Linked DNA regions of Homo sapiens: region 2 is linked to region 1. A link is a loop called in an ENCODE intact Hi-C map of the cell type or tissue named here. Cell type or tissue: gastrocnemius medialis. All regions are shown on one strand. Links, peaks and the distances in the headings refer to the core of each region. The heading gives the core; the rest is flanking DNA.

What was found. Peaks named below come from ENCODE experiments on the same cell type or tissue, not always from the same donor. Only the 100,000 strongest peaks of a DNase experiment are listed, where the experiment ranks them.
Region 2: it touches region 1 in a loop (4-fold over the local background); 13 of 110 quality-filtered maps call a loop at or near these places.

The regions. Positions count from the first base shown.
Region 1 is chr1:202,494,313-202,510,470 of GRCh38, forward strand. It overlaps PPP1R12B (protein phosphatase 1 regulatory subunit 12B), which reads left to right. Exons shown (of 24, transcript NM_002481.4): 16 at 981-1,170; 17 at 1,258-1,370; 18 at 2,469-2,510. Among named protein-coding and RNA genes, the nearest start is that of PPP1R12B, 150 kb to the left of the region's middle. RefSeq lists an enhancer at 14,649-14,943. In gastrocnemius medialis, for the core only: a CTCF peak has its summit at 7,180 (motif pointing right); a DNase peak (open chromatin) is centred at 11,729; H3K27ac peaks cover 2,810 bases.
Region 2 is chr1:202,616,900-202,633,057 of GRCh38, forward strand. All of the region lies in intron 1 of SYT2 (synaptotagmin 2), which reads right to left. Among named protein-coding and RNA genes, the nearest start is that of SYT2, 85 kb to the right of the region's middle. RefSeq lists an enhancer at 5,815-6,439 and a silencer at 8,550-8,629. In gastrocnemius medialis, for the core only: a CTCF peak has its summit at 8,714 (motif pointing left); DNase peaks (open chromatin) are centred at 6,382, 8,692 and 10,268; H3K4me3 peaks cover 324 bases; H3K27ac peaks cover 2,274 bases.

The DNA of each region.
Region 1 (16,158 bases), core at 3,869-11,868:
CTGTTTTATAGATGAGGAATTTATGGCCCAGAGAAGCTAAGTAACTTATTCAAGGTCACAGCTAGTAATGCTGAAGCTAGAATTTGAACAAAGATCTTTCTGACTCCAAATTTACTACATTTTATTGTATATGTCTTTATAAATCACAAAAATGTGTACAATCTCTATGTCATAAATTTAATGTGTAGTAAGGATTTATCTATCTCTGAGTCTTCCATAAACCAAGTTAAGGCTTATTGTTAGGCTCTATCTGTCCTAATTCTCAGGTTTAAAAAAAAAAAAAAAAAAGACCACAATAGACCAGAATTGCTTGAACCCAGGAGGCAGAGGTTGCAGTGAGCCAAGATCGCAGCACTGCACTCCAGCCTGGGCAACAGAGCAAGACTCCGTCTCAAAAAAAAAAAGAAAAGAAAAGAAAAGAAAACAACAACAACAAAACAAAACTACAAAAAGGAAAATGGGAACTTTAGAAAGTTTCAGTAAGCCTGGTTATGGCAAGGTGGTAGAGTATTCAGAACTCGGTAGGATACTCACATTTATTCTCTGTTCTCAGGTAATCCCTACATTCTGCTTCTTCATGCTCCTGATCTTTTTGTTTCCCTACATAAACCTTGCCTTTCAGCCCTCCATCTTAAAAAGGCCATCATTCTTATTTTCATTCCAAGATCAAAGGAATTTTTTTTACATGGTTAATGCTATCTAGTACCCTTTGGTTAATTGATGAATAATTTGCTTGAACTGCTCTCAACATGATGGGATTCTCAGAGTAGGAGTCTAGCAGCTGTGTTTTTTTTTTTTTTGTCTAATTAACTAACTTTAGCTTAGTTCATTTATTGAGTGCCTATTACCAGGTACTCAATATTGATCATCATCTACTCATAAGCCCCTTAATATAGAAAAAAACATTTTGTATAAACCTGCTGTCCTTACTCTTTAGATGGACTTGATTTCTAATATCTCATATTGTGGATTATTTCCAGCCTATCTGTCATCGCCTGAGGTGCCCAGCTCAGCCAGACAAACCCACCACGCCAGCATCTCCTTCTACGTCAAGACCCTCACTCTACACCAGTTCCCACCTGCTATGGACAAATAGATTTTCAGTCCCTGATTCTGAGAGTTCAGAGACTACCACAAACACTACAACTGCAAAGGAAATGGACAAAAATGGTATGTAGAACTTCAAAAGACACAGGCCCCTCCACAGTGCACATCCCCAGATTCTTAAAGTTCATACTTTATTTTATCTCTGGCCAGAGAATGAAGAAGCAGATTTGGATGAGCAGTCCTCTAAGAGGCTGTCCATCCGAGAGAGGAGGCGGCCCAAGGAACGACGAAGAGGCACAGGCATCAATTTCTGGACAAAGGATGTAAGTGGATTGGTCTGTGCTGAGGCATATCATATTACTCTTGGTCACCATTCTTTCAGTTGAGTTTAAAAGAAAGAGTCCCGCATGGTGCCATGAATCTTGCAGTTTCTCAGGAAGTATTACTGAGGAAAAGAGAAGAAAGACCTAACTAGTGTGGGACTCATTTGGTATGTTCCTGCTAGATTCCCAGTATCTAGTACAGTGCTAAGCACATGGTAGGCACTCAGTAAATAATTGGCAAAGAATTAAAAAACTGGAAATATACAACAGCCATATAAACAAATATAACAAGTGAATAAGCTTGTCGAGTTTTAGTAGTCCTTCCTAATATTCCCTGAATGTCATGTAGTGAGTCAACAATATCTTAATGCCACATATGAGCAGAGATTCTAACTAAATATTGTAGGAGTACTACAGGAAGTTCAAGGAACTTAAAACCTCTAAGTAATACAAGTTCACTTAGTTTTACTGTTTTAGAGAAAAAGTGGAACAAATAACATAAAATAGATGAACTTTGGCTTTAAAATAAAGACAGATATGCCAATGTTTACTAACTACAAATACACAATCAGTAGTTCCATTCATCCTCTTCCATATCTTGTTCTGTAGCCTTCTCATTCAACCTTGTTATTGGCATTTTAAAGAACAAGTGGCCAATAACTTGGACAAGACGACCCTGCCTACCAATGACTCCTTTGAAAATTGGACACACTTTATTCAGTGAGACAAGAAATGAGACAGTAGTAGTCATTCATTATAAATTATTTTTTAGATAAAAATATTTCATTGTTTTAGGGCTAAATTGACTGATAAGTATTGACAAAGATGAAATTAAGTCTGTCTGTCTTGTCTGTCTGTCTTAAAGATATCCCTTTTCCAACTGTGGTTGATTTGACTTTTTAGACTACAGGTGACATTTCTAAGTTGCCTGCCTGTGATGGCTGTGAAAAGTAGCAGTAACAGAGCATCACTTGGAAGTCAATTCTCATTGCCCATGTTTGAAATGCCAAGATGCATAATTGATGGGATCTGACCTTGTTGCTTTCAAGGATGTCTGTGACAATGAGCCTCTTGATTTTCTTCCCTTTTCTTTTTTAGGAGGATGAAACTGATGGCTCTGAAGAGGTCAAAGAAACGTGGGTAAGTGACAAGCCAGTGAAGCATGTCTCTTGAGAGCACAGTCTTGCTCTTGTATGTAATTTTAGTAGAAGAAAGGGCAAGACTTAATGCAGATTTTAGTTGAGAAGGAGTTTGGAGATAGACATTCCTCTAAGAGATGGGGCAGGTGTTAGTTTGTGGTACTATTTTCTCATGTGGTGTAACAGTGCCTGTGCTCTTGAAGCAGTTTCCTACATTTTTCTGTGCCTACTGCCAGTCTTTCACACTGTTATAGGATCCATCATTTTCTCTCTTGTATGTTATTGGATTATATGAAGTACTTTGAAATCTTTGAATGAAAAGTGAAGAGTGATACCAGTTCCTTTTTGGATCCGCACTAATAGAGAGGGACATAAATGTGGAGAATGTAAAACATCAGACAGTCCCCAAGTCATTTATATTTGACTTTGAGATAAGATTAAACATCTGGCATCTTACATAACTCTGCCCTTTTAAGGCCTGACATCCAACTCTTCCCTGCAGTGAAAGGCCTAAGTTCAGCTTTTCTGAAGATACTCCAGGCTCCTGTAAGCCACTCAGACATGATTGGTGGTGGTTTTCTTTTTAGTACTGTTTTCCAAGAAGGAAGGAATTTGGTTCTGACTAAATTAATTGAAATACATGTGCTTTTCTATTGAAATTATGTAAAAAGATGACCTTTTGTATCCTACAACTTATTGGAAGTATGTTTTCAGAGTATATTTAATAACCTGTACTGAAAATTAACATCTAACTCATCTTTAGCAGAGAAGATATAAATAATATATTGTCATTGATCTGCCTATATTTTTGTCTAGATCCAAAACAGACAATAGTAGCCTTCTAGAAAGTAGTGCCTTTAATGACTAACGGTGACATAGGTGAGAATTGCCTGCCCTTGGTTGAAGCTGGGGCTACTTCATAAAGGCAAGCTATGTGGTGTGGAAATAGTATATAGAGGTTCCTTGGGGCACGAGTGTGTGCCTGTGTGTATGTGTATGAATTATAGCAACTCTTAGTTTCTTCAAGGGGCTTGGAAAGGCTTTTGGAGATAGGAAGAGTGAATATAGGAAAGTTCCTTTGGGGAATTATAACTCAAAGCATATATAACTCAGGAAATATAACTCAGAGGATCTGAGTTATAGATTATAGAGTACTGAAATGGAACATTATCCATACAGAATTACATAGGCCATTTAAATCCAGGGAATTGCAAAAGGGAAGGCTTTGTTGTCATAAGAATGTCTTTTGCCAGTGAAAATTCTATTCTCTACTTTTCTAAACTTCTTGGCACTGGAAAATCCTAGCCTAGAGGGTACCAAGTAAGGAAAATTAAGATGATCTTGATGCAGTACTTCCTAGGGAATTTTACTTTAGGACTGTTGACTTGAAAGTATGAAGAAAAGCAGAGACTGTTGCAGTTTGATGTGAAAGGCATTTGTCAGACTAAAAAATACTCCACACATCCAATTGCATAAGGCATCTACTAGTGTTTACCATGTGTCAGGAAAACAACAATGTGAATCAAAAAGAATAAACAGCCCATTATCTGTGGACTGGTACATTTGAATTTATGCAGATAAGCTAAGGTTGCTATAAGAAATATATTCCAAGTGCCAATCTCCAGCCTCGCTAATAGTGCAGGAAGAAAGGCCGATAATGAATCAGCATAGGGTGAGGCATCCTTTTTGTAAAAGTCTTATATTTGCTTGTTTCATTTCTTTCAGTTAAATTCTTAACTGTTTTTCTCCCTTGAGCACTCTCTCCTAATGCTAGCAGGCATGATGCCATTATCTATATGGGCCTACAGAGCCACATGCCTGGTCATGGCCTAGTGTAAATTCCTACATTTCTATTTCAAGACAATCAGTAGTATCTTATGACCACCTCTCTACCCCAGCTCCATTTTCATCCTTCAGGCAGTACAGTTGACTCAGCTCTGCAACAACAAATGAGCCAGTTAAAGCGGAGGGCATTCCATTGAAATGGTGCTGTTAGCTAATCAGCATGGATACAGTTGAGAAGCCCAGGGCAGCTCTTTCCTTTCTTGGTTTTTAGTTCAATAAAACTATATCTGCTATTGAGGTCATGCTGGCTTCCTTCTCTTACCTAGTCCACTCCTTGAGAATTATAATATCTATTATTTTTAAAGTTATCTCTTCCCAAGACTCTAATATCTTGGCTTTTTTTTAACTGAAATATAATTTACAATTAATGCACAGATTTTAAATATACTGTTTGCTGGGTTTTGACACTTGTATGTACCAGTATAACCACTACCCAAATCAAGATATAGAACTTTTCCATCACCTTAAAACGTTTCATCATTAACGCTCAAGAATAAGTGATACTAATCTATGGTGATAGAAATCAGAAGAGTGGTTGCCTCTCAGGACAGAGAATTGAATGGAAAAGATAGAAATCAACCAGCAGTAATATTTAATTTTTTTTTTGAGACAGGGTCTTGCTCTTTCGCCCAGGTTGGAGTGCAGTGATGTAGTCATGGCTCACTGCGGCCTCAACCTCCCAGGCTCAAGTGATCCTACTACCTCAGTGTCCCAAGTAGCTGGGAGTACAGGCACAAGCCACCACACCCAGCTAATTTTTGGAGTTTTTCTAGAGATGGGGTTTCACCACGTTGCCCAGGCTGGTCTCGAACTCCTGGGCTCAAACAGTCCTCCTGCCTTGGCCTCCCAAAATGTTGAGATTATAGGCATGAGCCACAATGCCCAGCCAATAATATTTAATTTTAATGGTAGAAAGGAAGCTTCAACGGTTATTATCTTTATCTTATGCCTCCAGTCAGAGTTAGACCTAAATGATTCAAAATATCTATGGTTTTTCCCCCCTTCTTAAAGATTTCAAAAGAAGATTGTTTAATACTTCACTTGTATAGCAGTGACAACAACGTGGTTTAAGACCTTTCTGTTGTTTAAACTAAATCTCTATTGAGGTCATTGAAGTTCATTTCCTTTTTTATATACCAAGAAAAATGTAACCAACATTTATATACAGGTAAGATTTATGGCCAGGAATGGCCATAATGTTTGCTATCAATAGAATATTTGGTCAGAGAAATGCAAATCAAAACCACAATGAAATAGATCATCTGACCTGTTAGAATGGCTGTTATCAAAAAGACAAAAAATAACAAAACCTGGTGAGGATATAGAGAAAAAGAAACTCTTAATACGCTATTGGTGGGAATATAAATTAGTGTAGCCATTATGGAAAACAGTATGGAGGTTCCTCAAAAACTAAAAATTGAACTACCATATGATTCAGCAGTCCCACCACTTGGTATTTATCCAGAGGAAAGAAAAACAGTGTATCAAAGAGATGACGCTCCCTGGTGGTCTAGTGGTTAGGATTTGGTGCTCTCGCTGTCTCTCTCTCTTGCTCTCTCTCTCTCTCTCTCTCTCTCTCACTCTCACTGTCTCTCTGTCTTTCAAAGAGATATCTGCACCCCTATGTTTATTGCAGCACTATTCACAATAGCTAGGATATGGAATCAACTTAAATGTCCATTAACAGATGAACAGATAAATTAAATGTGGTATATGTACATAGTGGAATACTATTTAGCCATAAAGAAAAATGAAATTATGTCATTCACAGCAACATGAATGATCCTGGAAGCCATTATGTTAGGTGAAATAAGTCAGTCACAGAAAAATAAATACCTCATGTTCTCTCTCATATGTAGGATCTTAAAAAGTTGAGCTCATAGAAGTAGAGAGTAGGACTGTGGTTACTGGAGTCTGGAAAAGGGAGATAGTCAGAGGTTGGTTAACAGATATAAAATTACAGGTAGGGGGAATAAGTTCTAGTGTTCTATAGCACTAAAGGGTGAATATAGTTAATGATAATTTATTGTATATTTTCAAATAGCTAGAAAAGAGGATTTTGAATGTTCCTAACATAAATTATTTTTGATGCTAGATATGCTGATTACCTTGATTTGATCATTACATATTGCATATATGTATTGAAATATCACTTCATACCACATAAATACGTACTATTATAATGCATCAATTTAAAATTTTTAAAAAGAGAGTATGTGATAGACTAGTCATGCATTGCTATGCTGGGGACAGCAAGGAACATGCTTAGAAGGCTGGGGACCCTACTTAAGCCCAACATAGTGCATAGTTTTAGTCTGAACCCATCTCCACTGGTAAATCCATGAACCAGTGAAACTAACAATGAATATGTAAAATTGACATCTTAGCACCTCCTTGACAGATGTGTTTAAAAACAATTCTGTTTTGTTTATCCACGTTAGGTATATGACAGTCTCTGAGAATCTTAATAGATCCTTTGTCTTTCTGAATGAAAAATAATCTGCATCTTAATTTGAGGAATAGGGTTATTCTAATTATATCTGAAAATGCTTTTATATTCAGCAGTGTGTTTGCTGTTTTCTTTACTATAGTAGTAATCACATAGAATGTTTGCCCTGGAGGGAACAAGCATAGGTACGCCACAGAAGATAATGACCATTTGGATATTTCTATCTTTTTTTACCTGCATCTTTGGCCTGGATTCCATTTTCTTTACATTGAGTTTTATCTATTGCTTTCTTACTGTTTTCCCTGTTTGCTCTGGAGCTGTTTTCCAAGCCAATCCTGTTGTATAATTGAATTTATCACTAGAGGGCACAAGTGGTCAACAGAAAAGATATTGGTGAGCAGGCAGAATGGTGCCCTAAAGCTGAGCAGAAGACAAATTGCCTTTGTTTTTAAGGAATTGTTGAAGGACCGGGTTCAATGTAGTAAAGGTACTTGCCTCCCAACTTTTGGTATCATAGGATTGGAAGAGAATCTAGAGATATCTTGGATTAGGAACCAATTTTATGGTTAAGAAGACTGAGGCTCAGAGAAATTAAGAATTATTTGGGCATGACATCTCTGCTAGGTGAGCAACCTGTACCTTTTTTCAGGGAACCTCTTTGTTTGACTGTAGTGAAGCAAACCTGAAATTAGGACTTACATCCTTTTCTATTCCTTATTCATCCATTTGGTTTTTTTACTCAGCAGGTTACATGTTCGAATTGACTTGCTAGTAGCATCTCACCTCCTTGAGTGAAGGAACGTCTTCTTGAAGGACAACTTAAAAGCCTACTCAGAGTATCAAGATTCAGTGGGTAGAGCATCAGCATTCTTCTGCTGTCCTTGACATAGGTGGGTAGTTATGTATGTCAGGAAGTAAGACTTTTCATACTTTTCTTTTCCCCTAGAATCTCTATTGCTTTTAGATAAATCAGGTGGCACTCAATCTGAACAAAATCACTGAAACCTTACCCTCAAAGTTAGCAATGTAGCTGTCCCCATCCAGAATGCAATCAGTAGGTCTGGATTACTAGTCATCCCTCAAAACTGATTGGTAAAGGAGATAGTGTTAAAGAGTTACTAAATTATAGATATCAAGGTACCTGCCTTAGATAACTGGGGGTATGCTCGTGGAGAGATCTGTTGGTAAAAGTCTTCTAAAAGAGTTAAGCTATTAAATGCAAGGTTTTCAAACTACATGAAAGAACACAATTGGAATTTGCTAGCAGAGCTGAGTTTTGAACTTTAACAGAAAATAAATGCCATAGAAATAAATAGAAATATACCAGAAGCCACTAAATGCATTTTCCATTTTGTCCTGCCTTCACTTTTGTAAGCATCTTAATTCAACAAGTGCTTTTAAGCGCCGATTATGATCAAGCACTTTTCTAGATTCTGGGGATGCAACAATGAACAAACAGCCCTGCTCTTACGGAATTTACATTCTAGTGGGGGAGACAGACAAAATAAATATATAAAGTAAATACTATGTTAAAAGGTGATACGTGCTATGGAAAAACCATATAGAGTAGGCTAAGGAGGAATCAGAAGTGCCAACATGGAAGGAGGTTGACATTATAAGTAGGGTGGTCAGGATAGGCCTTACTGAGAAAATATGATTTAAGCCTAGTCTTAAAGGAAGCAAGGTGGGAAACTATGTGGATATGTAGGGGTAGAGTGTTATGGACAGAGGGAATAGCAATTGCAAAGACCCTAAGATAGGTGTCTGGCATGCTTGAGGACAGGTTAAAAAAAATCAATGTGGCTACAGTGGAATGTGCAAGCAGGCCAAATGGCATCGACTGATAAGTTATTATAAGAACTTTGGCTTTTGTAGTTTTGAGCACAAGAGTGACATGATTATATTTATATTTTAAAGGATTACTGCCTGCTATTTTAGAGAATGTACTCTGGGAGGACATTGGTGGAAGCAGGGACATCAGTTAGGAGGCCATTATAATACAGTAATCCAGGAGAAAACTGACGGTGGTTTGTACCAGGATAATAGCAGGCAGTAAAGATGCTGAGAAGTTGTCATATTCAGGATATATTTTGAAGTTAGAACCAATGAGATTTGCTGTTTTCTTGGATATCAGGTGAGAAAACAGAAGGTCAAGGTTGACACTAAGACTTTTTAGCTAAGGCAACTAAAAGCATGGAATTTTATTAATTGAGATGGAGAATACTACAGGAAGAATACAGAATACATTTGGTGGGGGAAAAGTAGACATTTGGTTTTGGTTTTAGAATTGTTAAATCTAATAGGTCTGATTGACATATTTCTACATGGAAATGTCAAGAGGACAGTTAGATGTAGGAATCTGCAATTCAGGTTTAAGGGCCAAGCTGGAACTACATCTTGGATATCAGTAAACCTAAAGATTGGATTTTAAAACCATGAGATTGAATGTGACCACGAAGAGAATGAATGTAGACAGAGAAGAGGCCGAAAGAGCCCTGGAGCACTCCGAAATTCAAATTGAGGAGAAGGGGAAGAATCAGCAAAGGAAACTGAGCAATCCTGGTACCTGACCCTGAGAATATGGATGCAGTTTCCCCCTTTTTCCAAAACGAAATCAAACAAAACACATGGAACAATAGGCAGTTTTATCATTGTTCTTATTTTACCTTTTTTTTTTTTTCAAGGGCTATTTCCCATGAAATCTGCTCAGTCTGTTTATAAATGGACCATGCAATGGTATAGGAGACCTGGACATTCCAGGGCATCTTCTGGTGTCTTTTGAGCTAGAAATTGCTTCCTTTCTGCAACCTTGTCTAGAGGCCTTTGAAGTCCAGGGATGTCATAAGACTCTTCTTACTACATCAGAGGGATTCTATTAATTACCATGTCTGCAAATGATCTGTTAACTTACCTCTTGGTCTCCTTTGCCAAATTTTCTTCAGCTCTATTACATCTTTGAATAAATGTCACTTCAATTTCAGTTAAGAAGACTCTTGAGGCCGGCCGTAGTGGCTCACGCGTGTAATCCCAGCACTTTAGGAGGCCGAGGCAGATGGACCACTTGAGGTCAGGAGTTCGAGACCAGCCTGGTCAACAGTGAAACCCCATCTCTACTAAAAATACAAAAATTAGCTGGGTGTGATGACGCCCACCTGTAATCCCAGCTACTCGGGAGGCTGAGGCATGAGAATCGCTTGAACCCGGGAGGCGGAGGTGGCAGTGAGCCAAGATCGCACCACTGCACATCAGTCTGGGCAACAGAGCGAGACCCTGTCCCCCCCAAAAAAAGAAGACTCTTGGAAAAACTTTTATTAGAAATAAAACAACACCTAAAAGTTGTTACTGTATATTAAAATTTGATTTCTCTGGGGTGGCTAGAATGACAGTTACAGACTAAATTTAAAGCTAAAAAATACTTTAAAGGTCACCTAGTTAACACTGTCATTTTAAAGTTAACAGCTGAGGCCCAGGAGATTAAGTACCTTGCTAGTGTCACATAGTTGTAGTCCTAGTGCACAGCTGTTGCACTACCTTCCAAATTTGTATCTTTATATCTGTTATATCTCTTATATCATATTACATACTGTTATGACAAATAATATAGCATAATAGTTAAGAGGACACACCCAGGAGCTAGACTCCCTGCATTTAACCCCAGCTTAACCATTTAACTACTTTGGATAGGTTATTTAACCTTTGTATGCCTCAGTTTCCTCATCTGTAAAGTAGGGATAATAATAGTCTACCTCTTAGAGTTGTGAAATGAAAATGAGCTAATACATTTAAATAGAGATGATTACAATCCATTTAAATTATTTTCCAAATCTACAAGTTCCTACATCTGGATGAGAGTAAGGCTTTCGGAATACTTTTATTGGCCTTAGGATCACATGATTTTGAAGTTATTAATTTATCCTTAAAGAATGGATTATTTGGAGAGTCACAGAAGTAGCCCCAAATCTTCTATAACTCCAACATGTGTTCTGACACATAACTGAAGAATTTTGAGGAATAAGGTTTAAAGGAGATTGCTGAAGTAGGGGGAAAGAAATGAGTAGAAAGGAAAGGAACAAGAACTAAATGTTTCAAATTGTGTTTGGAACCTGTTAAGCATCTGATCAAGTCAAGTCCCTGCAGCTTCTCTGTCAAGCAAGCAGGCTTTCATTTTTATGCCTAAATAACCCATCCCATTTATGCTTCTTTGCCAGTGCTTCCAACAGTCCTAGTTTCAGAGATCTTTACTATTTTTTCCCACCTTCTTCCTTTGAGTAAATAGCAGCCCTTTTTCTCCAATTTTTCACAGCGTTGCTTCTGGCTATTTGCTGGATCCTTTCTCTCGAGCAGAATTTTTTAATCTTGTGAAACCACTTTATCTGCTGGAGGGTATCCAGCAACTTTCTGTCCACTCTCCACCACCAGTCAGTATTTTTGCCATTCTCCTTTTAGGTAAAATCCTAAGTCTGTTTTGTTTTCCTCTCTCTCTGGGGCTCGATTGCCTAATATGGTAAGGTATTTCCCAGACAAGATTGCGCTGTGGAGTTAGAACAACAGTTTGTCTAAGTTTAAAGACATGGTAGGTGAGCTATCTAATAGTTATTTATGTAGTAAAGTAATATTTTTTTTTGCAGTATATTACATAACAACCAAAATCTATTTTTTAAGCAAGCCTCTGTTGCTTTTAACAGACTTAAAGAGATAATAAAATATAGATTTTTCTCCTCTTAACCTGTTTAGGCAGATTTTTTTTTTTAAAAGGGAAAGATAGCTCGTCCCCAGAATGAAAGGGTTTTGAAAAGTCTGAGAAATTTGATAACATGATAATGTTCATAAGGATATAAAAGTAAGGGTAAACTTGATAAGCAATGGCTGTTATAAACAGTCCTGTGGTAGCCAGCCTCTGGGAATTGGCAGGCATTCCACGTGTAGAAAAGCAAGCTGTCCTGGATTTCTGCAATTGATGACGATGCGCAGTCCCAGGGAAAAAGATAGAGACTGAGAAATGGCAGCCAACCAACTCTGTATGTGGGAAGCTGCCTGTTATCCAGCATGCACTGAGGAATCTTCTCTAGTGGTTGACTCCACATTGGCCTCGAAGGATCTTTCCTCTCACTGTACATTTGCTCTTGCTTTGCAACTATAGTTTCTTAAAATACTGCAGATGCTGTGATTTTCTATATATGGGTTGTGTCTTGCTGTAGCCCAAGCTGTATAAACCATCTTAAGAACAAAGTTTCTTTTGGCATCTTCCTTTTATGGACTCTATTAATTTTAGGTCGTGCTGTTGCCCAGGAAATCTCAGTAATCAAAGCTCACATGTATTCCTTTGAGACCCTGTAATTTTTGGACCTAGTGTCCCATTACATCAGTGAATTCTGCTTTAATCATAAATCTTTTTTAAGATAGAATAAATTGATCTTTGAGGTATCTGTTTGGACTTCTCTCATGCATCTCATCCAAAGATGTGAAAGGTTTATCCAGCTACTAAGGATAGTATAGTTAACTTCTTGACCTTTTCTTTTTTTGATTTCTTCTTCTGCCTCCAATTGCTTTCAAGATATTAGTTTGTGTTAGTGACTTGTGACCTTATGTCTTTTTATTATAGGAACAGAGATGAGCTTAAAACTCTGCTGGAGCTTTTTAAAAAAAATGTTTATAAAAGATAGTAAATTTCATTAAAGAAAATTCATGAAGTATAGAAAAATATAAAGTGGTAGCTCTCAAAAGCAGCAGGAGAATTGCTAAAGGAGTTTGTAAAAATTCATAGGGCTACTTTCAGGGAATACAGCGATGGGGGATGTTCTGCATGCATTAAGTGGAAAGGGTGAGAGATGCTAGATATCCTAAAATGCCCCATATCAAACAAGTATCCTGAAGCTTGCTTGACTTTTGACTGTCTCCCTTGACAGTCATAGATGAAAACCTATCAGTTATCTGAGTCTAAAACCAAACTTGATTTTATGTTTAAGCTCATTTTTGAGGGGCAGTGGGGAGGAAGACAGTTCTAAAAATTCAACCACCATGTAAATGAGGAGAAACTGCTCTTAGTTTTATTTATCCCTGACAGCAATGCCACTTACATAATGCGTACATCATGCTACACGTTCTGTAGATCTGCATTTAACCTCTGCCTTCATGGTAACTATATGATGCATCCAAATCTCTGACTGCTTCTTTATGCCTTCTACTTTACTGGCCCAAGCATTAACACATTAAAATACATATTTTATTATAAAGTGCTTTGCTCTTTATTTCTTCTTCATATTCTGTTATTTTTAAAATGATTTTAGTTTTATATCAGTGATTTTTATTTCAGGATAGTAAGGGGGTGTTAAAAATATTTGTTATGAAAAGGGATTGTTTCAGCTATGAAAGCTAAGAAAAAATTGTCCATAACCATCCATAACTATACTTTTCAGAAGAAATTATTAACATTCTAGTGAATTTCCTGCTGGTATTTTTCCAAAGTTTTTCTTTTTAAAAAACGTATTCAAAACCAACTAATGACATTCTTTAGAAAAGGATCATTGTCAACTTGAGCATTCCTGGGACACCATCATTACTATGATGACAATTTTATAAGGTTGTCTTCAAAGCACTTGGGTTCAACTCTTTTATCAAAGTAGTCCTATGATGGCGTTGATCATAGACAGCCCCAGGAATAATTGTTTCTCTTTCAGTTGGAGTCTAAGAGTTACCTCGGTTACAGAAGTATTCATTTCTCCTGTTGATAGCATGGCTGGAGAGCCTTAACCATGGCTTAGGCTTAGCTAATGTTAGAGTTCTAGCCCCATGATTGAGGTAGAAAGCTTGATGTGGGATTTGAAGTCCTTTTTCAGCAAATGGAATGTTTATAGATTTGCCCCAGCAGGAATGTTGAGCTTAAGGCACTAACAGACGTTACCTTTAGAAGTGTTATTTTGGTAGAATCTCAAAGGTAGGATAGTAGGACTACCTATCCCAAGCTGTAAAGCTTCCTGTATAAAGCTTGTAAAAATGTAAAGATGAATGGCCACCACCTCCCAATTTTAACTTTTCTCCATACTGTCTCAGTCTTCAGTAAAGCAAGTTCAAGGATCAGATAGCAGCCATTTAGTGACATGAATCTCTTCGTAGAGAAACCATAGTTTTGTAACCTAGTATGATCCTTTAAGGTACATAAATGTTCACACAGATGTGCCTTCATAGAATATGTACTTTTAAGAAACTCTTAACTTTTTTATAGTTTAAATTTTTAAAAATGTTTTATTACAACCTGAACTCTTACACCTTAAACTATGTCAGTATTATTGGCTACCAAGAGGAAAGCAGGGAAGTTTTAAAAATCCATTGGCAAATTAATACCTAGCATAATACATAATACAAGTACTTATTATGGTCTTGGAGCTTATAGCTCTTGTTATGTTTCTGAAAAATTTTTTCAGGAAACAGAAGCATTTTAAAGGCAAACAACATGTTTGAGTATTATGTCACCAAATAAAACATTGTATACTTTAAGATGGCATTTTAGGAGTTGGAGGACTTTCAAAAGTGATATGCCAAATGGGCGAAACATGGGGCTGTTTATGGTGACTGAATGCTGTATTTCTCATTTCTCGAAATGTCTGGTATAGCTACTACTTGCTGGCTGTTGTGAAGAGTCAACACTCTGCCTTTCTGAGGCTGATAGGGAAAGCAGATGTTTATACCTATTCTCCGGCAGAACATGTTGGTGGTGGGACAGTGGTAGCAGCCTCACTTCATCTTTGGCACGTGATGCTCTAGGTCCGCAAACTTTTTATGAAAAGGGCCTGATAGTAAATATTTTCCACTTTACTGGCCACGTAATCTGTTGCAATGACTGAACTCCACTGTTGTAATGGGAAAGCAGCCACAGACAATATGTAACTAAATGGGAGTGACTATGTTCCAATAAAACTTTATTTACAAAAGCAGGCCGGTGGACTGGATTTGGCCTGCAGGCCACGCTGCAGTTTGCTGGCCTCTGCTCTAGGTTACTGATAGAAAAAGTATTTGCTAATGTCAACATAACTCCAAATGTCAATTTTCTCTCATCCAAGCACTTCTCTGATAACTCAGCATTGTGCCAATTCCCGATTCTTTGTTATCAGCAACAGTTTGTTGGGGAACATCATGTGTTTAGAGGGATAAATGTTGTTTGGGGCAGCATTAATGAGTTTTGGTCATGCAGCAGGAAGCAAGCTGTAAAACTTCCTGAATGAGAAAGTGAAGGAGAGAGGGGGAGTTGCTTCCATGTCATTTTAAATATAGTCTCTCTGTTATGTTTTAGTTCATTACCTTTTGAGGAGAAAGTCTGAAATGGTTCTCCTAGCGTGTCCCTATCTGTTTTTCTCATCTGATCCTATTCCTTCTTACTTCCCAAGGACCAGTCTTTGAGGTTAGCTAAGATTATAGTTGGGAATATATAATCACTTAATACTTGAAATTTAGCTTTTGTAGATTATGACCGTAAGTAAATTTGCCTTTAAGGCTCACAGGTTCTTGGAAGAGTGCCTGTCAGAAGATTGTTAGTTGCTGTCATTCACTTTAATTGCTTGTTGTCATTTGAATTCCTTAATTAGGAGTAGATTATGGAATTTACTAGTCTTTTTGCCTTGTCAACGCTTAGTCTACTGAATATGTGCAGGAAAAACATTTTGGGGATTTGTGGAGGGGATGACAGAAATCTTCAAAGTGATGACCCTGTGCTTGCTTGAAATGATAGTTAGGAGGGATGGATGTGGGGGAAGAGAAGCTGAAATCCTGATTCTTCAACAATTTTAAGGAAAAAAGTGATGAAAACTGACATTAATATGTCACAGTAAAGACTCATATAAGGTGTGGGAATTGAGCATGGGATGGCATAATTAATTTTGTGCCAAATAAACAAAATCAGATCCTTTCTTGAGAATAAATGTTCACACAGATGTGCCTTTATAGAATATGTACTTTTAAAAAACTCCATATATGACATGTTGTATGAGAAGGCCTCTCTTAGATCACTGGTGACCTCTAGTACTTTGGACTAAAACTAATGAAATATTATTTAGGCAGTTTATGTATCATTTCTGGAGTTCTTGACTTAGAGCTAAGGGCGTGTGTAGATACTGATATCCAGCAAGCTGAGCCATTTTCAACTATAATAACCTAATGGGTAAAGCTTCTATAGTAGTCTCCTTCAAACCTGTCAGTAGCAATCACTGGGGTTATTTGTTTACAATGTAGGTTTTTAGACCTCTCCCCTTGAGATTCTGGATAAGGAGGTGACATGGTGGTAGCGGGTGGAAGTCCTGGAAATCTATATTGTAAAGGTCTTCCAAAGTGTTTCTTAACAGGCAAGTCTGATGGATAGTGTTCC
Region 2 (16,158 bases), core at 5,498-13,497, 120 kb after region 1:
CGACATAGCTGCCTGATCTTCTGGGTCTCCTCTTGCTCGCCTCCAGTCAGTTCCGTATTTGCCACCAAGGCAATCTTCATAAAATGCAAAGCCAGTCATGTCGCCAAAAATGAAAAGCCATCCCAGGGAGACAGGCCGAAAGCCCTAGCGTGGCCTACAGCCCCTCATGCTCTCCATCCAGCAGCACCTCAGCTTTCCCTCCCTGGGTTGCTAACACCAGCCTACACTCCTTCTTTTGTTTCCCCTAATACACTGTATTACCCTCTTCGGGGCCTTTGTATATGCTGTGCCCCCTTCAAGGAGCCAAAGCCTATGATACAGTTTGGATCTGTGTCCCTGCCCAAATCTCATGTCAAATTGTAATCCCTGATGTTGGAGGTGGGGCCTGGTGAGAGGTGATTGGATCACAGGGTCAGATCTAGTGATAGTGAGTTCTCATGAGACTGGTCATTTAAAAGTGTGTAGCACCCCCCAACCCCCACTCCCTCGCCTCTTCCTCCTGCTCTGGCCATGTGAAGTGCTGGCTCCCTCTTCACCTCCCCCCATGATTGTAAGTTTCCTGAGGCCTCTCCAGAAGCCGAGCAGATGCCAGCATCATGCTTTCTGTACAGCCTGTGGAACTTCGAGCCAATTAAACCTCTTTTCTTTATAAATTGCCCAGTCTTAGGTTTTTCTTTATAGCAGTGCAAGATCAGACTAATACAGTCTACACATCTTTCTCAGCTCAAACAGTACTTCCAAGAACGCCTTCCTCCCCACACCCATGGCTCCCTCCTCCCCTACCCCCGCATCAAGGCCTCAACCACCTGCTTTCCCAGCTCTCCATTCTCATCCCCATGGTACTCATGCAGCTTGTGACTGTATAAGCAGCCACCTCATTGGTCTTACTCACTGCTGTTGCTCTAGTGCAGGCATTGGCCAACGGCAGTCCAGGGGCTAAATCCAGTCCCCCACCTAATTTTTGTAAATAAAATTTTGTTGGGACGCTCACTTGTTTACGCATTTTTTGTTGTTGTTGTTGTTGAGATGGAGTCTCGCTGTCTGCCAGGCTGGAGTGCAGTGGCACGATCTTGGCTCACTGCAACCTCTGCCTCCCAGGTTCAAGCAATTCTCCTGCCTCAGTCTCCCAAGTAGCTGGGATTACAGGTGCCCACCACACGCCTGGCTAATTTGTTGTAGTTTTGTAGAGACGGGGTTTCACCATGTTGGCCAGGCTGGTCTCGAACTCCTGACCTCAAGTAATCTGCCCACATTCAATAAATATGTGGGTCTGTAAATGATCAAGCAGGACAGACTTTGAGATTGGGTCACATTATGTCATTTCACAGAAGACACTGAATTCTGTGGGGAAGTGGCCTTCCCAGGGTCCCCCCGTGCAGTACAGGCTGGCTCTGGGCCCAGGGCTCTTTCCACAAACCATGTTAAGACTCAGTTGTCATCAGGCTATATCCAGGGACACCCACCCAAGCATAGATTGGGAAGGAACCAAGGTCTGGTGTGAGTGTGTGTGTGTGTGTGTGTGTGTGTGTGTACAGCGAGACCCCAAAGCTGGCATGGGAAGTGGGGGCATTGCACACAGCTTTGGGAACTGCCCACCCTTCCTCTCCTCTTGCAGCAGGCCTGGGACCATAGAGAGTCAGACGCACCCCCTTATGAGTCATTTCACCTCGGGTGGTTTCTTTCACCTCTCTGAGTGTCAGACTTCTTAACTATTTGAATGCAGCTTTTATTCCTAAACCCTCGAGTTGAGGCTGGGATTAAATGAGATGTTGCATGGGTAGAGACCGCATGTCCTTCCCACAGCCCACATCTGCTCAGCATGTAGAGAACCACTGCTTATTTTTCCAAGGCTGCCCTTCGGTTGCATTTCCATTTTCCCTGGGAGACACGCCAGTAGCTGAGAGACCAAGATTCCCTCAGCTGACTCTCCTTCTGATGTGACCCCCTGTCACCTGGCTCTGCTGTCCCTTCTAGAGTCAGAGAAAAAAAATGTAAAAAGAAGGAAAACAGCAGGAGCCCTTTCATACCCTGCATGCCACCCAAGACTCCTGGAGGCCTGGAGAAGTGAAGCCAGTTGTCCAAGGTCGCACAGGCATTTGGTGGAGGAAGAATCTAAATCCCTGGACCCCTAGTCCAGTGCTTCCTTCCACAGCCCAGCAGCCTCCTCCGCCTCCAGGACTATTTCCCCCACTCTAGGAGGCAGGGCTCCTATGGCTGGGGAGGAATGGCGGCGAGAACGGTGTGAGGGAGAGCCAAATTATCGGGAACTCACAGCTGCCTCGCCTCCCGCATGGCTGGGAGCTGCAGTCCCGGGGAGAGCAGCCAGCTGGAAGACTTGAGGATGATAAATGGATCAGGGTGCCAGGGCTCCCAGGACAGAGTGAACTCCTCTGTCTGGTCAGAATCACCCGAGCAGGAAAGCATGAAATGGCGCCATTAGGTGAAGGCTGCAGCTGCCCGGAGAGGGAGGCTGGGGGTGGGGAGAGATGCCTGCTCCCAGCCTGCTGGGCCACAGGTCAAGGTCTGAAGAGGTAGGGGTCTGGGAGGCCCCAACAAGGGAGAAGACACACAAGGGAAGGGACTGAGGAAGGGTCTCTCAGGCTTGGCCTGCATCAAGACCCCCTGGGGAATTTGTTAAAATGCAGACCCTCTGCCATTGCACCCTGTCTCCCAGAGCCTAACTCAGAAAACTCAGTGGACTGGAATGTGCCCAGGGATCTGCATTGTAACAACATCCCCATTTCCTCTGATGCAGGTGATCTGGGCACCACACTTTGAAAAAATGAGGTTCTAAGTAATTCAGAAAGACTTGCCAGAGAGGTCAAAGTCCAAGCCCGGTTGCTGGAAGTAAAATAAGCCTCAAAGGCACTGCAGACCTGGAGGGCATCAGAGCAGGGCAGGCAGGAGGACATTGGTGGCAACAACAGGTTCAATCACCATAGCTCTGTTTGATGAGCGCACAGATGTTCTCATCTAACCCACCTGGGAAGAGGGCACAATTACCAGCATCATTTCAAAGGCAAGGCAAATTCTGCTCAGACAGGTAGTAAGTGACCTGCCCAAGGTCACACAGTTGATCAGAGTAAAGATCCGGGTCTAAATTTGACTGAGGCCAGGTCTCCTGCTCAGGAGCAAGGTAGGGGGCCCAGTCCTCAGGGAAAGCTCAGGAAGGGGGAGTCTCCAATAGTGGGAAATGATGCTGGAGAAGCAGGGGTAGACCAGAAACAAGGTCACTAAACAGAATCCACGCAGGAATTCCCTTCTCTCCCTGGTCCACTGGCCGCTGTCCTTCTGTCTGCCCAGGATGGCCACTTGGCCCCTGTGACAGTGTCAGTCCCAAGCACTCAGGCCTCTGCAAGTGGCCCCAGGGCTGGGAGCAATGGGTCCAGGAGGAACCATGCTTGGCATGCATGTCCCTGCACAGACCCTAAAACATGCTGGGGTCTTGGAGTACTAGTTAACTGCCTCTGGCCCCCTTTGCTAGGGAGAACAGCCACACTTGGCCTGGGGTGAGTTAGGAGTTGGGGAGCAGGTGACAACCTGGTTGGCTTATCCTTTATCTTATCCTTTTTTTTTTTCTATCATGTAGAGAGCTGTCAGGGCAGAAAGCAGGACTTCAGGTGAGTATCAAAAAGAATGCTCTCAACAGAGAGCCTAGGGATACGCCGGGATGGGGAGTGCAGGGGGAAGGGGCCACCATCTCTCCCCCTGTTATAAGCCCTCTTATAACAAGCAGAAACAACATGTCTAGAGGCTCTCTCTTTCCTTAACTCCAAATGCCCAGATATGCTCAGAGCTCAGCCACAGTTCTTGTACCTAAACTAAAGGGAGACTTGATTGACAATCAAGTTGAGTAGGAGGGAAGGGGAGCTAGGCTGGAGGAGGAAGGTGGGGTGAGACGACCTCGCACACTCACACTCACACTCTCAGTAGTTCTGGGATGTTCTGCTTTGAGGGTCTTCACTCAGCCCATGGTCAGCCTACATGGGAGAATCACAGAAGGCCCAGATGCCCTGGAGCTTTGCTCTGTGTGGGTGAACAGGGAATGATCTCCAAGGGAGATAGTGGAAGAATCGGTGTGCAGGGGAGTGAGCATGATACCTGTGTAAAAGGGTAGGGGAGAAGTATATGTATGCTTGTATGCTTCTATATTCACAGCACGGCTCTGGAAAGGTGCATAAGGAATTGATGACATTAGTTGTAGTTGCTTCTGGGGAGCGGAGTTGGGAAAGGAGGAGCTGGAAAATATTTCACTGGGTATCTTTCTGTATCTTTAAATTTTTGAACCCCACGAAAATCTGCCTGTCTCTTCCACCCTCTGGTACTTCAGAACCCTGGAGCTGGATCCTCAGCCTTGCAAAGGAGAAAACAAATGAGGGGGGTTTGTGTGTTTTTAAATTTATTTTATTTTTTACAGACAGCGTCTCACTCTGTTGCTCAGGCTGGAATACAGGGCCGTGATCATAGCTCACTGCAGCCTTCAAACTCCTGGGCCCAAGCAATCCTCCCACCTCAGCCTCCCAAGGAGCTAGGACCACACACATGCGCCACCATGCCTGGCTAGTTTTAAAGTTTTTCATAGAGACAGGGTACCACTATGTTGCTCAGGCTGGTCTTGAACTCCTGGCCTCATGAACTCCTTGAACTCCTGGCGATCTTGCTGCCTTGACCTCCCAAAGTGCTGGGATTATAGGCATGAGCCACTGCGCCCAGCCAAAAGAGAGAACAAATGAGTGGGTTTGTGTAGCTCACCCAGAAATCGCCTGACCTGCTCCAGGTGGGAGGCATGCTGCAGGAAGAATGCCACCAGGACCTGCCCCCCTCACCCTCAGAGGACCCCTAGGCTCTCACCTTGCCTCTCTTCTTCCCTACAAAAAGTCAGGAGACTGGAAGCCCTGCTGTCTCCTCTAGCAGGCTTCTGGGATTCCCTTGGTGTGCCCCCAAATGAGACTGCCTCCAAAATGGGATCCTGATGCCACATCAAAGATGAGTAAGTTCAATCCTCACCCTCACCAAAAGCATATATGTGTGTGTGTGCACACATGTACATACACTCACCATCAACTGCCACCCCAAACCAATTAAATATGATCTGGGGACTAGGCACTTCTGTGGATTATCCCACTCAGTACTAGCCTTGATTAATGCAGATAATGGAGAGCTGACTGGATACAGCTTACAGTATTTAATCTTTCCCGGCATTGTATTTGCAGAAGCCAAAGTAATGAGATGGAAATAGGTTAACCAGCAAGACACCTGTCACCGAAGCTCACAGGCTAGAAAGATCAATACTTAAGGAGAAATATATGTCTTTATGTTTTGCACCAATGCTTCAGTCCAACATTTGGTCCTAGGAGGCTGAGGATAAAGTTTTAATGAATTAATTTTCTAGCTCATTCTGAAAATAAGTTACCCATTTCTTTGAGTTCCTTGTGTACCGAGGCCTGATGAGCCTTCTTGGTCAGTGCATGCACACCTCCACTTTGGAGCGAGGTTGTCATTCCGCACACGTAGAAGCAGAGTCTGTTCTTGACTGGCCCTGGGGAAGCTAACAACTCCCAGGTTCCTGAGAGTTGGAACGTCCTTCTAGTGTCTAACTTCAATCTCTCCTGCTGCAGCAACACTCATTTTCCTTCTCTTGATCTCGCTGAGATCAGCAATTCCAGGCCACCTGATGGGCGCCTCAGAATCCAATGGCTGAGGATTGAGCCCTTCCTGCACCAATCTTGGGCTGGCCTGTTAGCCTCCCTGCGCTTGTGCAGCTGTGTGTGGGGGTTAAGCATCCCTGCCCTGCCTGCCTTAAGGACAGCTTCCATGATCAAAGGTGAAGTTTCCTGAGTGAGGCTCTGTAAACCTGCAGCACCTCACACCTGCCTCGGATTATTTATTTCTCTCTGAACCTAGACCCCAGGCATGGATACCCTTAAATCACAGGCAAATATTAATAAAACCCAGCCTGTGAGGGCTGAGGGACTCTTACAGACAACGCAGTCCACAGCCTCTTTTCGAAAACAAAGAAACTGAGGCCCCAAAGGGAGGTGGCTTACCTCCATCACACAAACAACACCGCTAAATGGTGGCAGCCCTGCCTGAGTTGTCAACTCCTGGATTCCAGGCCTTTGTCGCCCCTCAGGCCACCCCACCAAGCCCTGGCTCCATTTGATCCTTGGCTAACTCTTGTAGGGTGCAGGGATAGTAGCAGTGGTGAGGGGGCAGAGGGATGCCCCCGCCAGGCAAGCCCCTCAGCACACCCTCCGCTCTGCCACCCCAGCCAGGATCACAACTTGAAACAGGACAGAGAAGCCCGCCATCCCCATGGGAGAGGAGCTGGAGTCCAGGCTCCCTGGAGAGGGAGTTAATACTGCAGCACGGCGCACTCTAGCCAAGACGGAGAAGCTGCTGAGTCACAGTCCAGCCGCCTGGCCAGCCCTGAGCTGCCTGCTGGGGCCCCCAGCTGCTCCCAGCCCAGGGGGCTGCCTCTGGCCCCCAGACAGGCTGCCTTCCCACCTCCTTCTCCAGAGACTCAGAATCTTGGGCCTCCAGGGTTCCCCACTCCCCAGCACCCCACAACATCTCCCAAACCCACAGGCAGCTGTCCTGGGGCGGAGGAGAGGGTCTTCCATTGGTTGGGTGTCAAGATGCTTGGGAGCAGGCCGGGAAGGGTGGGCGACCCGGAATGAGTGATTGAGTGGGGACAGATGGAGGCTTGGGGACCAGCGGGCCCTGGGCTGCCTGGTGTAGGATACGGAAAGTGTGTAGGGGGGGTGCACCCGTGGGCCCCAGGAGGTCTGTTGTGCGCATGCTCTGAGTGTGAGGGAGGACGGGTAGGACTGTGGGGGTCTGCCCTGGTCGTGCTCCCAAGAGAGGCACTGCTTTCTGCAGAGTGCGTGGGCAACTGCCAGCTGGGGGAGCGCTCACCAGGGGAAAGGGGAGCTCTCTGTGGCTTAGCAGTGATTAACCCACACAATCAATGGATCCTCCAGCCACAGTGTGAGCAGCTCTGCCTCATGTGAGGCACACAGCACCTTCCAGCACAGTCCCGATATCTTTCATGCCAGATGCACATCTTCAATTTCAGCTACAAACTGTTACAAATTGATGCATTTTCTTTCTGACTAAATGTTACAAGGTTTGAACACACTAGCTCTGCCGATCACCGCCCCTCTAAGGGATGGGTTTAGAGGTTTGGCACGAAAGCAAAAGCCTTTTAATAGGAGTGCGTGAGTGTGGTGGTGTGTGTGTGATGTGAGTGTGCATATGTGGCGTGTGCATGTATGTGGTGGGTAGGGGTATATGTGGTGGTATGTATGTGTAGGATGTGTGTGCTGTATGTGTAGTGTGTGTGATGTGGGCGCTAGGGTGTGGGGGACAGTGGGGTGTGTATATATGGTGTGTGTGTGATGTAGGGGGTGGTGTGGGTTAGGGGTGGAGGCTCTAGTGGGGTGTCAGGGGGTATGTGGGTAGTGGGTAGTGGCATATGTGTGGTGTGTACGTATGTGTGGTATGGGGGTATAGTGAGTTTGTGTGGGATGTGTGTGTAATACGTGTATGTGTTGTGGTCTGTTGTGTGTAGTGAGGTGTGTGTGGTGTATAGTAAGGTGTGTATGGTGTGTGTCTGTGTGGTGTGTAGTAGAGTGTGGATGTGTGTGGTGTGTGTGGTGTTTAGTAGTGTGTGTGGTGTGTGATGTGTGTGGTATCTGTGTGGTGTGTGTGGTGTCATAGAGTGTGTGTATGGCATGTAGCACAGTGTCTGGTGTGTAGTAGTGTGTGTGTGGTGTTTAGTAGTGTGTGTTGCGTGTAGTAGGGTGTGTGTGTGGTATGTAGTAGGGTGTGTGTGGCATGTAGTAGGGTGTGTGGTGTGTGTGTGGTGTGTGGTGTGTGTGTGGTGTGTATGGCATGTAGCATGGTGTGTGTGTGTGGTGTCTGGTCTGTAGTAGGGTGTGTGTGGTGTGTAGTAGGGTGTGTGGTGTGTGTGTGATGTGTGCCTGTGTGGTATGTGGCGTGTAGTAGGGTGTGTGGTGTGTGTCTGTGTGGTGTGTTTGTGTAGTGTGTGTGGTGTCTGTGTGTGGCATGTGTGGTGTGTGTAGTGTGGTGTGTGTCTTTGTGGTGTGGCATGTAGTAGGTTGTGTGTGTGGTGTGTGTGGTGTCTAGTAGGGTGTGTGGTGTGTAGTAGGGTGTGTGTGTGGTTTGTGTGTGGTATGTGTGTGGTGTGTGTGGTATGTGTGTCGTGTGTGTGGCGTGTAATAGGGTGTGTGGTGTGTCTGTGTGGTGTGTGTGTCGTGTGTGTGGCATGTAGTAGGGTGTGTGTGTGATGTTTGTGGTGTGTGCTGTGTCTGTGTGGTGTGTGTGTGGTGTGTGTGGCATGTAGTAGGGTGTGTGTGTGATGTTTGTGGTGTGTGCTGTGTCTGTGTGGTGTGTGTGTGGTGTGTGTGGCATGTAGTAGGGTGTGTGTGTGATGTTTGTGGTGTGTGGTGTGTGTGTGTAGTGTGTGTGGTGTGTAGTAGGGTGTGTGTGTGGCGTGGACTGGGAGTGTAAGGGGAGGGGGTGTTGCCAGTGTGCGGGGAGGGGGAAGGGGGCAGGGGCAGGAGCCCGGGCTGGGTGGCAGGTGCCCCCGTTCAAGCTGCAGGAGAGTAGCTGGAGAGACCGCGGCCTCCTCCCCAGCCCACTTCTTCCCTGCGGCCCGTTGAGGAGACCTAGCGGTGCCCCCTGCTGTCCGTCCAGGAGGCTGCCGCCTGCCTCCAGCCCCATCTCCACCCAAGCCAGGCCCACGCCCTCCGCACACAGCCGCACCCCCGCCAGGCTCCCTCCCAGGCCCCCAGTCAACGCTCACACCCTGGAAAGGAGGAGGTGGGCAACCGGTGGGAGGCCGGAGGCAGAAGGAGGCTCCATTAACTCAGTAATGGAGCAGAACATCAGCACTGTGGCATCTGCTAGCCGGCAGCACCGGGGAGGGGGTCCTGTCTCCATCTCTCAGGCCCAGCTGAAATGGGTGACAGCAGCCAGTGCAAGAACATAGCAGAGAATGCCAGAAAGGCTGTGTATGTGTATGTGTGTGCACGTGAACGCCATGTGTATGAACACCATGTATGAATGTATAAACATGCATGAACCAGCACTGTGAACACATATGCAAACATTGTGTGCAGGTGCATTACACTGCCATATGTAGAAATGTGAGAAGCTCCAGGGAAGGGAACGCTGGGGGTCTCGGGCCACACCACTTGTCCAGGAAGCTGGGGTGATAGCTACAGGCCCTGTACGTGGGTAATGGGAGGGGGTGGACTACGATGCGGGTCACCTTACAGCCTCGGGGTTGGAAGAGACCACAGGGTCACCAGCCCCCACCCTCCCTCTGCAGTGGCATCTCTTGCCAGACCCTCTGTCTCCAAAGGTGGCAAGAGGGCTGGGACCTGAAAGAGGCATCAAGAGACCTGGTTTCTCTTCACTTCTTTCCATCCTTTGGAAAGTGGCTTTGCATCTCCCAAGACAGCCTCTCAGCTTTTTTTTTTTTTTTTTTTTTTTTTTTTGAGACAGGGTCTCACTCTGTCACCCAGGCTGGAGAGCAGTGGCACAATCACAGCTCACTGCAGCCTCGACCCCCACGAGTAGCTGGGACTACAGGCGTACCACCATGCCCGGCTCTTTTTTGTAGAGAAGGGGTCTCACTATGTTGCCCAGGATGGTCTCAAACTCCTGGGCTCAAGCAATTCACCTGCCTCAGCCTCCCAAAGTCCTGAGATTACAGGCCTGAGCCACCGCATGCAGCCTAGATAGCCTCTCAGCTTTTAGAACCCAGCCTTCCGAGATGCTTGGAGAGTTCTACCTCTGAAGGCAAGCGGCAGAAAGGGTGGTGGGGTCATGAGAGAACGTGGGCTTTAGAACAGCCAGGGCTGCTTTCCAACCTGACACTTAGCAGCTCTGCAGCCCTGGGAGATGAGTTCATTTCCCTGGGATCATTTCTTAGCTACAAACCGAGGATCAGGTGCCTGTCTCACAGGGATGTTATGAGGATTGAAGAGGCCACATGTGCTGGCACAAAGTGGACCCTAAATACTCATTTCCTTTCCTCAGTTCTCCTCTCAGCGGGGCTAGGCTGAGTCCATGCTGACCACGAACTCAAGGACAGACCTTGTGTTACCCACAACGAGGGGTGCAGTGCTCGCCAAGTCAGGGACTCTGAGCCAGTCCAGGCTCTGTCCAGGAGGGCAAGGGTTGCTGCAGAGGTTGTGCGGCTGGGGAGCCTAAGGCCCAGAATTCTCTTCCCTGGCTCTGTGTGTTCCTCTTGCAGAGACTGCGTCACTTCTTCCTGGTGTCAAAGGTACTTGTATAAGCAGCTCAGCTCCCAGGGGACCACTAGGGCTGTGAGGTGGGAACGTGCCTTGTTTACGACTGCATTTCCTGCCAGCTCCCAGAGGAGCAGCCTGATTGCTGAGCCTGATAGCAGGAAATGGAGGAGGTGGGGGATCTCACCAGGAACTGCCCCCCAACTCTGGCAACCTCCGTCCCATCAAGCTCCCTGCTAAAGGAGAGAAGAGAAACCCCAAAGCCAAAAGAGGCACCCTGTCTAGGTCAGACCGTGACACCCAGGGCCTGAGTGGTCATGGGTGGGGTGTGGACGGGCAGGCGCACTGCCTTGCAGTGCTCCACTATAGGTAGGCAGGCCCATGGCTCCCCATGGGGAAAGGAGATCCAGTGCAGCTCAGGTTCTCTGGAGAGTAATGCGCAAAGGAAGGGCATGAAGACCACTTCCCTGGTTAATGAGGGTTTGACCAGGAGTTGTCTGCCTTACCCAAACTTGAAAATAACCCCTAGCATGTTTAATTGCTTAAAAATCCACTCTTTCATCTGATCTTCACTTTCGTTTCCTCCAAATCCTATGTCAGGCTCCATGCTAAGTGCTGGGAATACAAGATGAATAAAACCCAACCCCATCCTGAAGCAGCTCACAGGGAGACGACAGAGCTCAGGCCTTTGGGAGGTGCAGCAGATGTGGTTCTGCCCCTTGACAGAGGAGACAACTAAGGCTCTGAGATCAGCTTGCCCAGGGCCTCCCAGTGCACTTGAACCCTGACTTCCCAGCACCCAGCCCAGGGCTCTTTCCTTCCCAACAAAGAGCCCCAGGGAGCTCCTCAAGCACACTGGGAAGGTGGGTCTAACGGGAAGATCACAAAGGCACCGGGCTCAGAGGTGGGTGCCGGGGGCAGGGAGGGAGACCTCCACTGTGCCCACTCCGTGCCAGCGGCATATTTCATTTCATCCGGGCCTTGTGAGGTGGGGACTGTGATTCCCATTTTGTAATTGAGGAAACTGGGCCTCAGGGGGAGCGAAACAGGTCACTCGCTCAAGCACCCTTCCCCAGAGGATGGAAAGAGCTGTACTCCCAGGTAGCAGAGCAGCTCGCTTTGGGCCACACCAGGACCTGGGAGAGGTCATGAGATGTCTGGGGAGCCCAGCCTGCTCTCAGTGGGAGCTGGGAGCCAGCATCCCAGGCAGGGAGCCAGCCAAAGAAGGTGCAGTCTGGTCCTCCCGTTTCCAAGAGCGCCTCCATCCTTCCAGGTGCTGGCCAGGCCCCAGGGACAGAGACGTGCCCATCACTCTTCAGACAGAGATGCCCATTATCACCAACACCTATGACAGCTCATGGTCTCCAGAAACTAAAGTGGAGCATGCAAGTCCCGGGGGCACAATTAGGTGCTCCAAAGAAGCCAGCTCTCTCCTGCCTGACCGGGGGCCGGGACAGACATGGGAGATAGGGGCCAGGAGGGATGAACCATGGCCTCAAAACACCCATGGGCTGGAGGAGGGGAGCAGTGAGGGGGAGAATTCCAAATTGGAAAGCCTCAACTTGGAATTCTATGTGGATCCAAACCTAGAAGACAGCTCCGCTGAGGAAGAGGAGCCAAGTGAAACACCAGGTGCTGCCAAGTGGGGTGAATGAGCACCTGGGCTCTGGGCAGACTGACCTGGACTGGAGTCTCGGCTCTTTTAGCCATGGGAACTTGAACAGGTTGCTTAACCTCTCTGGGCCTCAGCACTCCGTCTGCAAAATGGGAATGATAATGGAAGCTGCTGCGCAGGGCTGCGAGGCTTAGGAGCACTGTATGTAAAGCATGGTATTATGGCCATGGCCGGTTCCTGAGCCAGGCTGGGCACGGGCCTGTCAGAAGCACACAGGGATGGCTCCAGTGGAGAGGTGGGGCAGCCTCTCTGCTAACTCCCTATTAAGGACCAGGTTAAGCCAATACCCTTTTTTTAAATTATTATTTTCTGAGATAATTCAGGCCTCTCTTAATAAATGGTCCTCCTTCTACCCATGCCTTTAGCTCCAGCCCAGATGGCCTTCTTGATGCCCACCTCTGGGCCAAGGCCTCTCTTGAGCCATTGCACTATCCCTGGCTTCTTTCCTGCCCCTGTGTCCAGATACTGCCAAGGCTTTCCCCCTCCTCCAGCCCACCTTCCCCAATACTCAGGCCTCTCAGCAGCCATGGCTTCTCCAACAGTGGCTGCTAAGTCTCTATTTTGGTTGCTCAAGCTTTCAAGTTCTCATTTGTGGGTATCAAGTTCTCATTTGTGGGTATCTGACCACATCCTCCTCTCAGAAGTCAGCAGAGTCTAGCTGTTCTTCCTCTAGCTGCCACTCCCATCCTATAGATGACAACACTGGGATGTGAAGAGGTGAGGTTGCCCAGACTCCCCAAGGGTGTCCCAGCCAAAACCTATCCCTAGTGTGGTGGCTCACACCTGTAATCCCGGCACTTTGGGAGGTTGAGGCCAGCCTGGGCAGCACAGTGAAACCCCATCTCTACAAAAAATTTTAAAATTAGCCAGGCATGGTAGTGCATGCCTGTCGTCCCAGCTACTCAGGAGGCTGAGGTGGGAGAATCACTGGAGCCCAGGAGTTTGACATTAGGTAAGACCTAGCCATGCCAGCGGACCAGCCAAGCGGCCATACCCAGCAGGCAGCTGGTGGGGGGGGGGGGGTGGTACGGCAGGTGTGTTGCTCAGAAGTGACTCTGGAAGTCACTAGCACAAAAGGATAATCCACTGGGGAGAGTGTGGGCATAAGAAGAAATCCAGAGATGGGCTTCTAGAAATATCAGCATTTGGAGGATTTGTAGAGAAAGAAGAAAGCCAGGGAGATTGAGAAATGACCAGGAATGGGAGGAAAGCTCCGAAGAACAGAAAATGACTCCATGGCAATAGAGCAGTTACACTGGAGGGGCAGGCAGGGGCTGGGAGGGGACAGGGATCCTTCTGGGGAATTTCTTTGGTGATTACACTGGTGCATATATCCATAAGTTGTGCACTTTGCTGAATCTAAGTTATAACTACATCAAAAAGAAAAACGAATGTGCAGAGCAGAAAGAGCTGGGGGCTGACCCCTGGCTCCCACACACTCTGGCTTGACCAGGTGCTGGAGGACACATGGGGAGAGGGAACACAGACCCCAATAGAGCGCCGTGCATCCCATCGCCAACCGGCTTTCCCATGATGCACAGGCGCTTCTGCTGAGAACCACAGGGCAAAGGCACCTAGAACCAGGGAGCCACTGAGGAAAGGCTTCCTGGAAGAGCAGCAGGGAGCCAAGGTTTAGGAGGAGATGGGGTGGGCTTGGAAGAGGCTGGCCACTTTCCAGGCAAGAGACGTCCACCTGGGTGGGTGTCTGACAAACCACAGACCATGATGGGACCCCTCACAGCCACCACCCTGGAAAGTGCAGTGATGACAGCTGACTTGGGAAGGTGATGACACAGCCGAACACACCCCTGGCTCCAGAGACGCCATCATCTGGGACCCTCTCCTCAGAGCCTGACCTAGGGCAGGAGAGCCTCCCTGGTCCAGGACACCAGAGGCCTCAAGGTTTTCCCTCACAGGAGCGGAAGCATCTTTCCACACCCCGGGCCCCAGGAAACATTTGAGAATGGGCCGTTGCCCTGCCTAGCAGTACACAGGGCTCTGGCCTCCCTGCTCTGGGCCAGAGGAGAGGTGGAATGGAAGTGGGCAGAGGACTGTCCCCTTCATATGACCACTGGTGACAAACACTGTGTCCTGCAGAACACAGCCCAGGATGAAGCACCTCCACCCACACACACGGCATTCGGCAGCTGCAGGGCCCAGCCCTGCACCATTTCTGAAGGTCCACACATAGCACATATCACAGCCGAGGAAACTGACAGCCAGAGAGAGGAAGGGACTTGTCCAAAGTGGCAGAGTAAGGAGCCTGCCTCCCAATCCAGTGCTCTTCCAAGCTGGCAAAATCCTGAGCCTCGGAGAGGCTTAATGAGCTGCCTGCCTACCAAAGCCAGCATGGGTGAGCATCTGTGGCTCTCTGGAACCGCAGGGAGTTCCAGTTCACCCTACAGATGACCCCTGCTTGGAGCTGTGACTATAAATGGAATACCTGGGGTGGCTCCTATCAGACCCTGACTCCCTGGAGCTGGCAACAGAGAACCGGCATGTAATGGTCCCCGTAAACACAGCTAGCCTGCATCAGGGTTTCTAATGTTCTGCTGCAGGTTCACTTTGCACTTGAGAAACAGGAACGACTTAAGTTTTTTTCTAGCAGCTTCTTGGCTCTTCCCAGCGGCCCCTCCCCCAAGCAAAGTCCCCTGAGAGGAAAAAAATCACACCACATCTTTGTGGATCAGCGGTGCCTCTGCCCCCACCCAAGACACCAGGCATGGTTCCTCATGAAGAGTGACTTGCGGCTCCTTCACAGCACCGAGGGCTGGAGCCAGAAGATGGATGAACCCACTGCGGGGGTCTCCTCTCTTCATGTGGGAGAATAGATTTAGGCTCAAAATGAAGGAGGGTTTTTGCACAGTCAGCACCACCCATTGATGAGTTCATGGTCCCAGGAGGTAATGAGGGCTCCATCATTGGGAGCATTCAAGCTGAGGTTAGCCCACTATTGGGAGGGGTGTTATAGACAGGACTCAGGTAAGGGGACACAGCGCTGACCTAGATGAAATTTGAGGTCTCCCTTCCAACCCTGAGAGCCTCTAAATCTCTGACATCTCCATCCCAGCCCTTGCTGCTGATTGGCCTCATTCGCCAGGCCCTGCTGGTTCGCCAGGCAGTTTGTCCTCAAGGAGAAGTAGCTGCCAATTATGTGAGGACCACAAGAGCTTCCTTTATGACACTGCCACTCTGCAGGAAGGGGCTGAGGTGGGGTAAGAGGGGAGAAACAAGACAGAAGGTGGCACCAGAGAAGGAGCCAGCTCCCCAGGGCCTGGAATCTGCAGTGTTGCCACCACTAGATAATTTGTGGGGCACATTGCTGTGGGGGTCTCAGGAAGCCAAGTCTGGGCCCAGAAGGGAAATAGCCCAGTTCTGGCCTCCTGACTGGGGTGGGGGACTGTCAAGGGAAAAATAAGCCCAACCTAGCTCTCTGAGGCTCATTAGAGAAAAAGGTAAATGTTGAAGACGTGTCATGGCAGGCAGCTCATTAAGCCCACGGAGCTTAAAAATAGTGAGACACGCAGATATTGGGGGATGGGGAGCTGGGGATGAGACTCCGGCTCATCACACTACAGGCAAGAACAGCAAACCTGGGAGAAACTGACTCTATAACCAGTGGAAGAAAGGCTGCGTAGCCATCGCCGGATCTCTAGGTAAGCTTGGCGCACAGGCCTGCTGGAAATGTCAGACCCTGTTCTGTCGATGAGAAGACTAAGCCCAGAGGAGGGTGTTCCCAGGCATTACCCAACAGGCTCGACTCTTCTCCAAGCAGGGGAAAAGAGAAGACACAGAGACACAGACCTGCCCCGGAGGAATCCAGAGCCCACCTGCCCAGAGAGGCTCCTCCTGATTTCCCTGGCTCTGGGCACCCCCTTAAAAGCCCTTTATGCCATCTTTCCTTTCAGTCAAATGATGCAGGATTTGGGACCAGACAGCCTTTGCTCAAATCCTTCCACTGTTACCTACCAGCTTGGTGGCCTTGGAGAAGTTATTTCCCTGTTCTGGATGTGCTTCCTCTTCTATAAACTAGAGACGCTACAAATTCCCACCACAGAGGGGTAAATGCACCATCCTGTATGTTATGTGTTTGGCACAGGACCTGGGATGCAGGAGGCACTCTGACCGGTGGCATCCAGGAAGTAAGGAATATGGACTAAAGGGAGGGCCAAGGAAAAGTTTACAGGATGTGGCTGTGCA